2 separate regions of the Mus musculus genome follow, and region 2 is linked to region 1. The links are chromatin loops, found by intact Hi-C in ENCODE. Cell type or tissue: left cerebral cortex. All regions are shown on one strand. Each heading gives the region's core, and the rest is flanking DNA. Links, peaks and the distances in the headings are about the cores only.

Evidence for each region. Peaks named below come from ENCODE experiments on the same cell type or tissue, not always from the same donor. Only the 100,000 strongest peaks of a DNase experiment are listed, where the experiment ranks them.
Region 2: it touches region 1 in a loop (20-fold over the local background); 7 of 42 quality-filtered maps call a loop at or near these places.

Annotation. Positions count from the first base shown.
Region 1 is chr13:61,892,623-61,897,345 of GRCm38, reverse strand. It overlaps the pseudogene Gm7240. Among named protein-coding and RNA genes, the nearest start is that of Gm3325, 120 kb to the left of the region's middle. In left cerebral cortex, for the core only: no CTCF peak of the experiment used is centred there; no DNase peak of the experiment used is centred there.
Region 2 is chr13:62,736,966-62,741,688 of GRCm38, reverse strand. It overlaps Platr25. Among named protein-coding and RNA genes, the nearest start is that of Mir713, 21 kb to the left of the region's middle. In left cerebral cortex, for the core only: no CTCF peak of the experiment used is centred there; a DNase peak (open chromatin) is centred at 2,636.

The sequences.
Region 1 (4,723 bases), core at 428-4,427:
CCTGTGTGAGTGACTCCTTTCCTCTCTCTCTGGTTCAAAGAGGTAACAAACTCCCAGGCCAGCAAGAAGCATCTAGCAATAAATCCTTTCACTTAATACCCACAAACTAAACAGCATTTTTAAATTGCCAGATATTAGCACTTATTTATGTACAAGTAATAAAGTTAAGTTTTTGGCTGGAGAGATGGCTCAGTGGTTAGGAGCATCGATTGCTCTTCTGAAAGTCCTGAGTTCAAATCCCAGCAACCACGTGGTGGCTCACAACCATCCATAATGAGATCTGATGCCCTCTTCTGGTGCTTCTGAAGACAGCTACCGTGTACTTAGATATAATAATAAATAAATCTTAAAAAAAAAAAAAAAAAAAAGAGAAGCCGGGCGTGGTGGCGCACGCCTTTAATCCCAGCACTCGGGAGGCAGAGGCAGGTGGATTTCTGAGTTCGAGATCAGCCTGGTCTACAGAGTGAGTTCCAGGACAGCCAGGGCTACACAGAGAAACCCTGTCTCAAAAAACAAAAAACAAAAAATAAAAAAAATAAAAAAAAAAAGAGTTAAGTTTTTAGCACAGAACAGTAAGAGTTGTTTCTCTAGCACTTAATGAACCACAGAATAATAAGAAAGAATTTAGATTTTAGCACAGAAGAGTAATAAGGAGTTAATAAGGAGTCAAGTTTTAGGAGCTAAATAAAGCATAGAAGAGAGAGTTATAACATAAAGATACAGCATTGAATAAATCCCAGAGTTTTATAAAGTAAAAATAACACACAGCAAGATAAGGAGAAAAGAATCAAGCCAAGAGAGTGTTAGGTTTCTAGAAGACATTAGTTGATAGCATCCAGTACAAGTGAAGAAAGTTACAAGACCAGTGATCATCATCCAACACTATGACCCACCCACCTGAGCTGTAACCCCTCAAATGCCAGTTATGCCCCCAGCAGAAAAGGCTGTCCCTAAACCTGTAACCTTACTGTGGTATGTGATGCACCTAATCTGGGGAAGACTTGATGGCCAACAGTGGGAGGATACCTAGGGCCAGGAGAAGCAATGGGAAAGGTCTCTATGGCAGGAAGTGGATGGGGGAACCAGCAGAAGGGACAGCCTTTGGAATGCAAATGTACCTAACTTTAGAAAAGCTTTCACCAAAAACCTAAAGAAGCTCTGCAAGGCAAAATGTGACCTTAACCAATGTTACCTATGATTTTATGTGTGCCAAATTCATAGAATATTCTGAGCTTTTGAGCTAATATCCACTTATCAGTGAATGTATACCATGTGTTTTCTTTTGTGTTTGGGTTACCTCACTCATGATTCTATTTCTATCCATTTGCCTGTGAATATAATGAAGTCATTGTTTTTAATAGTTGAGTAGTACTCCATTGTATAAATGTACCACATTTCCTGTAGCCATTCTCCTGTTAAAGGTCATCTGGGTTCTTTGCAGCTTCTGGTCATTATAAACATGGTGGGACATGTGTCCTTGTTATATGTTGGAACACGTTTTGGGTATATGCTCAGGAGTGGTAAAGCTGCTCTTCATGTAGAAGTATTTCCAGTTTTCTCAGGAACTTCCATATTGATTTCCAAAGTGGTTGTACCAGCTTGTAGTCCCACCAGAAATGGAGGAGTGTTCCTCTTTCTCCACATCCTTGCCAGTATCTACTGTCACATGAGTTTTTGAACTTACCCTTTCTGATTGGTGTGAGGTGGAATCTCAGAGTTGTTTTGCTTTGCATTTCCCTGATGACCAAGGATGTTGAATAATTCTTTAGGTGCTTCTTGGCCATTCTACATTCCTCAGTTGAGAATTCTTCCTTTAGCTCTGTACTCCATTTTTTACCCACAGACCATATGGTGCTTTGGGGAAAGAAAACCAGAGTGTGGATGCTTCAGTCCTACGTAGAAAAGAGAACAGGATGGTTGAAATAGGTAGAAGGAGTAGAAACCTGAGAGGGAGAGATGAGGGGGAAGGAAGGGGGCACAGGATCAGGTATTGGAGAGGACAGGAGAGAATTACAGAGGATCAGGAAATCAAATAAAATGATGTACTAGTAGTGGATGAGGAACTGGGGGTAGCCACTGGAGAGTCCCAGAAGTCAGGGAAGTGAAAGGATCCCAGGACACAATGGGGATAACTTTAGCCCCAACAGGATTGACTTTAGCTGAAATGAGAAGCAAAGGAGAGATAGAACCTGTAGAGACCACCTCCAGTAGAATGACATGGCCTCCAGTCAATGGATGGAGCCACCCACCTATTTCAAAGTTTTTAACCCAGAAATGTCTCTGTCCAAAGGAAAGACAGGGACAAATATTGGAGTAGAGACTGATGCAGGGCTATCCTGGGACCACTCCAACTGGGCACCCATTCCCTCTGCAGACACCAAACTCTGACAGTGGACATTGTTGCTGTAGCCAAGAGGCAATTGCAGACAGTAACCTGGTGTGGCTATTCCTGGGAGGTTCTGTTAGTCCCTGATGAGAGCAGATGTGGATGCTCCCAGCAAAGCATCACACTGAGCTCTGGACCCTGGTGGGGGAGCTCAGAGGAAGGACTGGAAGAGCAGAGTGGGATCGCAACCCCATAGGAAGAACAATATAGGCTGAGATGACCACTCAGAGCTCCCAGGGACGTGACCACCAGCCAAGGAGTGTACCAAGGCTCCAGATATATAAGTAGCAGAAAATGGGCCTTTTCTGCCATCAATGGGAGGGGAGGGACTTTGTCCTGTGGAGGTCTGATGCTCCAGCATAGGGGGTTGATGGTGTGGTATGGCAGGAATGGGTGAGTTGGTGGGAGAGCACCTTCATAGAGGCAAAAGGGAGTAGAGAGAAGAGAGTTGGAATGTGGTAGTGGCAGAGGTGTAACCAGGAACGGTGATACCATTTGAGATGTAAACTAATGGAATGATTAATTAACAAAATTTAGTAATTAAAAGACTTCTCAACACCCACAATAATAATGCAAACTAGACCCTAGTTTGTAATTTGGTTTTTTTTGTTGTTGTTGTTTTTTTTTTTTTTTTTTTTTTTTATTTATTTTGGTTTTTCAAGACAGGGTTTCTTTGTATAGCTCTGGCTGTCCTAGAACTCACTCTGTAGACCAGGCTGGCCTCAAGCTCAGAAATCCACCTGCCTCTGCTGGGATTAAAGTTGTGCCACCACTGCCCCACCCTGATTTGGTATATTTTTTTACCCTACAGCAACTACTGATCTTTCTTTCAAGTATGACCCTATCTCCTGTCAATCAGTTTCTAAACTATTTGTAAAATTTATCACACAAAACTATCTTTGGAATGCAATGTTAAGAATTTCTTTTTTTTTTAATTAGGTATTTTCCTCATTTACATTTTCAATACTATCCCAAAGGTCCCCCATACCCACCCCCCCAATCCCCTACCCACCCACTCCCCCTTTTTGGACCTGGCGTTCCCCTGTACTGGGGCATATAAAGTTTGCAAGTCCAATGGGCCTCTCTTTGCAGTGGTGGCCGACTAGGCCATCTTTTGATACATATGCAGCTAAAGACAAGAGCTCCCGGGTACTGGTTAGTTCATATTGTTGTTCCACCTATAGGGTTGCAGTTCCCTATAGCTCCTTGGGTAATTTCTCTAGCTCCTCCATTAGGGGTCGTGTGACCCATCCAATAGCTGACTGTGATCATCCACTTCTGTGTTTGCTAGGCCCCGGCATGTTAAGAATTTCTAGAAACTACAAATACATTTTCTAAAATTGTCTTTCCCCTACAACTAAAAAGCAGTGTCTTGGTGTGTGCACTGGATAGTCATTTTGTAAGAACCACAGCTTTCCACTGCCAGGACTGCAGAACTTCTCCGCCCCCCCCCCCCCCCCCCCGCCCAGGAAATTCAAACTCAGGAAGGCTCACAGGCCAAGGGCCTCTGTCCAGGTTACTACATACATGTATGAACAGAAACAGTCTGCTCACAATCTATCCAGTCCCAACAGATCAGATTCTGATAGTTTAGCCAACCTACTCTTCCTAGTCCTGAAAGTGACCTTCCTGGACAGGAGCTGCGACACTCAGCTTATGGTCTACCTCACAGCTCCCTAGTGCTACTTCAGAGTTGAATCCCAGAAGGAAGACACAAGGTTCTTCCTAATGTTGCTTCTAGTGGCTATGTCTACCCAGAGTTCATCACAATCTAGTGTCATCCTGCTGGGCCTCAAAACTGTGGCCTCACTCCTACTGGACCAGAAGAGATCAAATGACTCAGACAGCACAGGCCTGCCCAGCTCTCTGCTTCCACAATAGGGGCACACAGGGCCATAGTATGGGAAATTTGTAGTTATCAAGCATGGTGGCGCATGCCTTTAATCCCAGCACTTGGGAGGCAGAGGCAGGTGGATTTCTGAGTTCGAGGACAGCCTGGTCTACAGAGTGAGTTCCAGGACAGCCAAGGCTATACAGAGAAACCCTGTCTGGAAAAAACAAAAACAAAAAACAAAAAACAAAAACAAAAGAAAAGAAAAACAAAAAAGAAATTCTTGCAGTCTCCCAGAGCACATTTTCTTATTCAATCAAGGGACAGAGTACCTTGTGTGTACAACTACTTCCAATTTTCTGAGGATGGCCAGATTGACTGTCAGAGTGGTTATTCAGTTTTACAATCCCACCAGGAGTGGAGGGGTCCCTTTCTCCACACCCTTGGGAGCAGGTGCTCTTACTTGAGTTTTTGATCTTAACCACTTTGATTGTTTAGGAGGAATC
Region 2 (4,723 bases), core at 229-4,228, 840 kb before region 1:
ATATGCCTGCTTCTCAGCACCTCACAGAAAATTCTCCAAAATTAATTGGAGACAAAATTCTCAACAGAAGAATCTGGAATGTCTGAGAAACACTTAAAGAAATGTTGAAACTCCTTACTCATCAGGAAAATGCAAATCAAAACAACGCTGAGATTCCTCCTAAAAAATCAAAGTGGCTAAGGTCAAAAACTCAAGTAAGAGCACCTGCTCCCAAGGGTGTGGAGAAAGGGACCCCTCCACTCCTGGTGGGATTATAAAACTTTATAACCACTCTGAAAGTCAATCCAGCCATCTTCAGAAAATTGGAAGTCGTTGTACACACAAGGTACTCTGTCCCTTGATTGAATAAGAAAATGTGCTCTGGGAGACTGCAAGAATTTCTTTTTTGTTTTTCTTTTTTTTTTTTTTTTTCCAGACAGGGTTTCTCTGTATAGCCTTGGCTGTCCTGGAACTCACTCTGTAGACCAGGCTGTACTCGAACTCAGAAATCCACCTGCCTCTGCCTCCCAAGTGCTGGGATTAAAGGCGTGCGCCACCATGCTTGATAACTACAAATTTCCAGAACTAAGGCCTTGTGTGGCCCTATTGTGGAAGCAGAGAGCTGGGCAGGCCTGTGCTGTCTGAGTCATTTGATCTCTTCTGGTCCAGTAGGAGTGCGGCCACAGTTTTGAGGCCCAGCAGGATGACACTAGATTGTGATGAACTCTGGGTAGACGTAGTCACTAGAAGCAACAGTAGGAAGTACCTTGTGTCTTACTTCTGGAATTCAACTCTGATGTAGCACTAGGAAGCTGTGAGGTAGACCATAAGCTGAGTGTCTCAGCTCCTGTCCAGGAAGGTCACTTTCAGGACTAGAAAGAGTAGGTTGGCTAAACTATCAGAATCTGATCTGTTGGGACTGGGATGGATTGTGAGCAGACTATGGTTCTGTTCATACATGTATGTGGTGACCTTGACCAAGGACCTTGGCCTGTGAACCTTCCTGAGTTTGAATTTCCTGGGGGATGGGGGTTGCGGGGTGTGGAGAAAGTTTCTGCAGTCCTGGCAGTGGAAAGCTGTGGTTCTTACAAAATGACTATCCAGTGCATACACCAAGACACTGCTTTTTAGATGTAGGGGAAAGACAATTTTAGAAAATGTATTTGTAGTTTCTAGAAATTCTTAACATTGCATTCCAAAGATAGTTTTGTTTGATATAGTTTACAAATAGTTTAGAAACTGATTGACAGGAGGAGATAGGGTCATACTTGAAAGAAAGATCAGTAGTTGTTGTAGGGTAAAAAATAAACCAAATCAGGGTGGGGCAGTGGTGGCACACCTTTAATCCCAGCACTTTCGAGGCAGAGGCAGGTGGATTTCTGAGCTTGAGGCCAGCCTGGTCTACAGAGTGAGTTCTAGGACAGCCAGAGCTATACAAAGAAACCCTGTCTTGAAAAACCAAAATAAATAAATAAATAATAAAATAAAAAAACCAAAAAAAAAAAAAAAAAGAAATATACCAAATTACAAACTAGGGTCTAGTTTGCATTATTATTGTGGGTGTTGAGAAGTCTTTTAATTACTAAATTTTGTTAATTAATCATTCCATTAGTTTACATCTCAAATGGTATCACCGTTCCTGGTTACACCTCTGCCACTACCACATTCCAACTCTCTTCTCTCTACCCCCTTTTGCCTCTATGAAGGTGCTCTCCCACCAACTCACCCATTCCTGCCATACCACACCATCAGCCCCCTATGCTGGAGCATCAAACCTCCACAGGACAAAGTCCCTCCCCTCCCATTGATGGCAGACAAGGCCCATCTTCTGCTACATATGTATCTGGAGCCATGGTACACTCCTTGGCTGGTGGTCAAGTCCCTGGGAGCTCTGAGTGGTCATCTCAGCCTACATTGTTCTTCCTATGGGGTTGCAATCCCACTCTGCTCTTCCAGACCTTCCCCTGAGCTCCCAACCAGGGTCCAGAGCTCAGTGTGATGTTTTGCTGGGAGCATCCACATCTGCTCTCATCAGGGACTAGCAGAACCTCCCAGGAAGAGCCACACCAGGTTACTGTCTGCAATCGCCTCTTGGCTACAGCAACAATGTCCACTGTCAGAGTTTGGTGTCTGCAGAGGGAATGGGTGCCCAGTTGGAGTGGTCCCAGGATAGCCCTGCATCAGTCTCTACTCCAATATTTGTCCCTGTCTTTCCTTTGGACAGAGACATTTCTGGGTTAAAAACTTTGAAATAGGTGGGTGGATCCATCCATTGACTGGAGGCCATGTCATTCTACTGGAGGTGGTCTCTAGAGGTTCTATCTCCCCTTTGCTTCTCATTTCAGCTAAAGTCAATCCTGTTGGGGCTAAAGTTATCCCCATTGTGTCCTGGGATCCTTTCACTTCCCTGGCTTCTGGGACTCTCCAGTGGCTACCCCCAGTTCCTCATCCACTACTGGTACATAATTTTATTTGATTTCCTGATCCTCTGTAATTCTCTCCTGTCCTCTCCAATACCTGATCATGTCCCCCTTCCTTCCCCCCCATCTCTCCCTCTCAGGTTTCTACTCCTTCTACCTATTTCAACCATCCTGTTCTCTTTTCTATGCAGGACTGAATCATCCACACTCTGGTTTTCTTTCCCCAAAGCACCATATGGTCTGTGGGTAAAAAATGAGTACAGAGCTAAAGGAAGAATTCTCAACTGAGGAATGTAGAATGGCCAAGAAGCACGTAAAGAATTATTCTGCATCCTTGGTCATCAGGGAAATACAAAGCAAAACAACTCTGAGATTCTACCTCACACCAATCAGAATGGGTAAGTTCAAAAACTCAGGTGACAGTAGATACTGGCAAGGATGTGGAGAAAGAGGAACACTCCTCCATTTCTGGTGGGACTACAAGCTGGTACAACCACTTTGGAAATCAATATGGAAGTTCCTGAGAAAACTGGAAATACTTCTGCATGAAGAGCAGCTATACCACTCCTGAGCATATACCCAAAACGTGTTCCAACATATAACAAGGACACATGTCCCACCATGTTTATAATGACCAGAAGCTGCAAAGAACCCAGATGACCCTTAACATGAGAATGGCTACAGAAAATGTGGTACATTTATACAATGGAGTACTACTCAACTATTAAAAACAATGACTTCATTAAATTCACGGGCAAATGGATAGAAATAGAATCATGAGTGAGGTAACCCAAACACAAAAGAACACACATGGTATACACTCACTGATAAGTGGATATTAGCTCAAAAGCTCAGAATATTCTATGAATTTTGCACACATAAAGCCATAGGTAACATTGGTTAAGGTCACATTTTGCCTTGCAGAGGTTCTTTAGGTTTTTGGTGAAAGCTTTTCTAAAGTTAGGTTCATTTGCATTCCAAAGGCTGTCCCTTCTGCTGGTTCCCCACTACCCACTTCCTGCCATAGAGACCTTTCCCATTGCTTCTCCTTGCCCTAGGTATCCTCCCACTGTTGGCCATCAAGTCTTTCCCAGATTAGGTGCATCACATACCACAGTAAGGTTACAGGTTTAGGGACAGCCTCTTCTGCTGGGGGCATAACTGGCATTTGAGGGGTTACAGCTCAGGTGGGTGGGTCACAGTGTTGGATGATGATCACTGGTCTTGTAACTTTCTTCACTTGTACTGGATGCTATCAACTAATGTCTTTTAGAAACCTAACACTCTCTTGGCTTGATTCTTTTCTCCTTATCTTGCTGTGTGTTATTTTTACTTTATAAAACTCTGGGCTTTATTCAATGCTGTATCTTTATGTTATAACTCTCTCTTCTATGCTTTATTTAGCTCCTAAAACTTGACTCCTTATTAACTCCTTATTACTGTTCTGTGCTAAAATCTAAATTCTTTCTTATTATTCTGTGGTTCATTAAGTGCTGGAGAAACAACTCTTACTGTTCTGTGCTAAAAACTTAACTCTTTTTTTTTTTTTAAAGATTTATTTATTATTATATCTAAGTACACTGTAGCTGTCTTCAGATGCACCAGAAGAGGGCATCAGATCTCATTATGGATGGTTGTGAGCCACCACGTGGTTACTGGGATTTGAACTCAGGACCTTCGGAAGAGCAGTCGATGCTCCTAACCACTGAGCCATCTTTCCAGCCAAAACTTAACTCTTTATTACTTTTGCATAAATAAGTGCTAATATCTGGGGATGAAAAAATGCTGTTTAGTTTGTGGGTATTAAGTGAAAGGATTTATTGCTAGATGCTTCTTGCTGGCCTGGGAGTTTGTTACCTCTTTGAACCAGAGAGAGAGGAAAGGAGTCACTCACACAGGCACATATACACTACACAGATACACTGTGGGACAATGGCCTATGCACAGACAGGCTGGTTGAGAGGTGGAGCCCCGGTGCAAATGGTGGTGATCATTTTCATCTACATGGGAAGGAAGGCTTCCCTCATGCTCCTGGACCCCTGGTTCCTGACAAAGTTACCACCCCAACAGCCCCCAGAGGAGAAGCTCATGGCTTTCAGTCACATAGACAATGTCCCAAGCTTCTGACCTTCAGGCTAGACTCCTCCCAGTTACCTAGCAACAGCAAGATAACACTGCCCACTCTAAGAGGGGCTGCTTGGCCACTCCTTGCTCTCTTAAGCCTTTACTTTCCTTACTCTCTCTCCCTCTTACTGTCTCTGTCTTACTCTCTTAAGCTTTTACCTCTCTTTCTTTAAGCTTTCTTCCTCTCTAGCCTTTCTTCT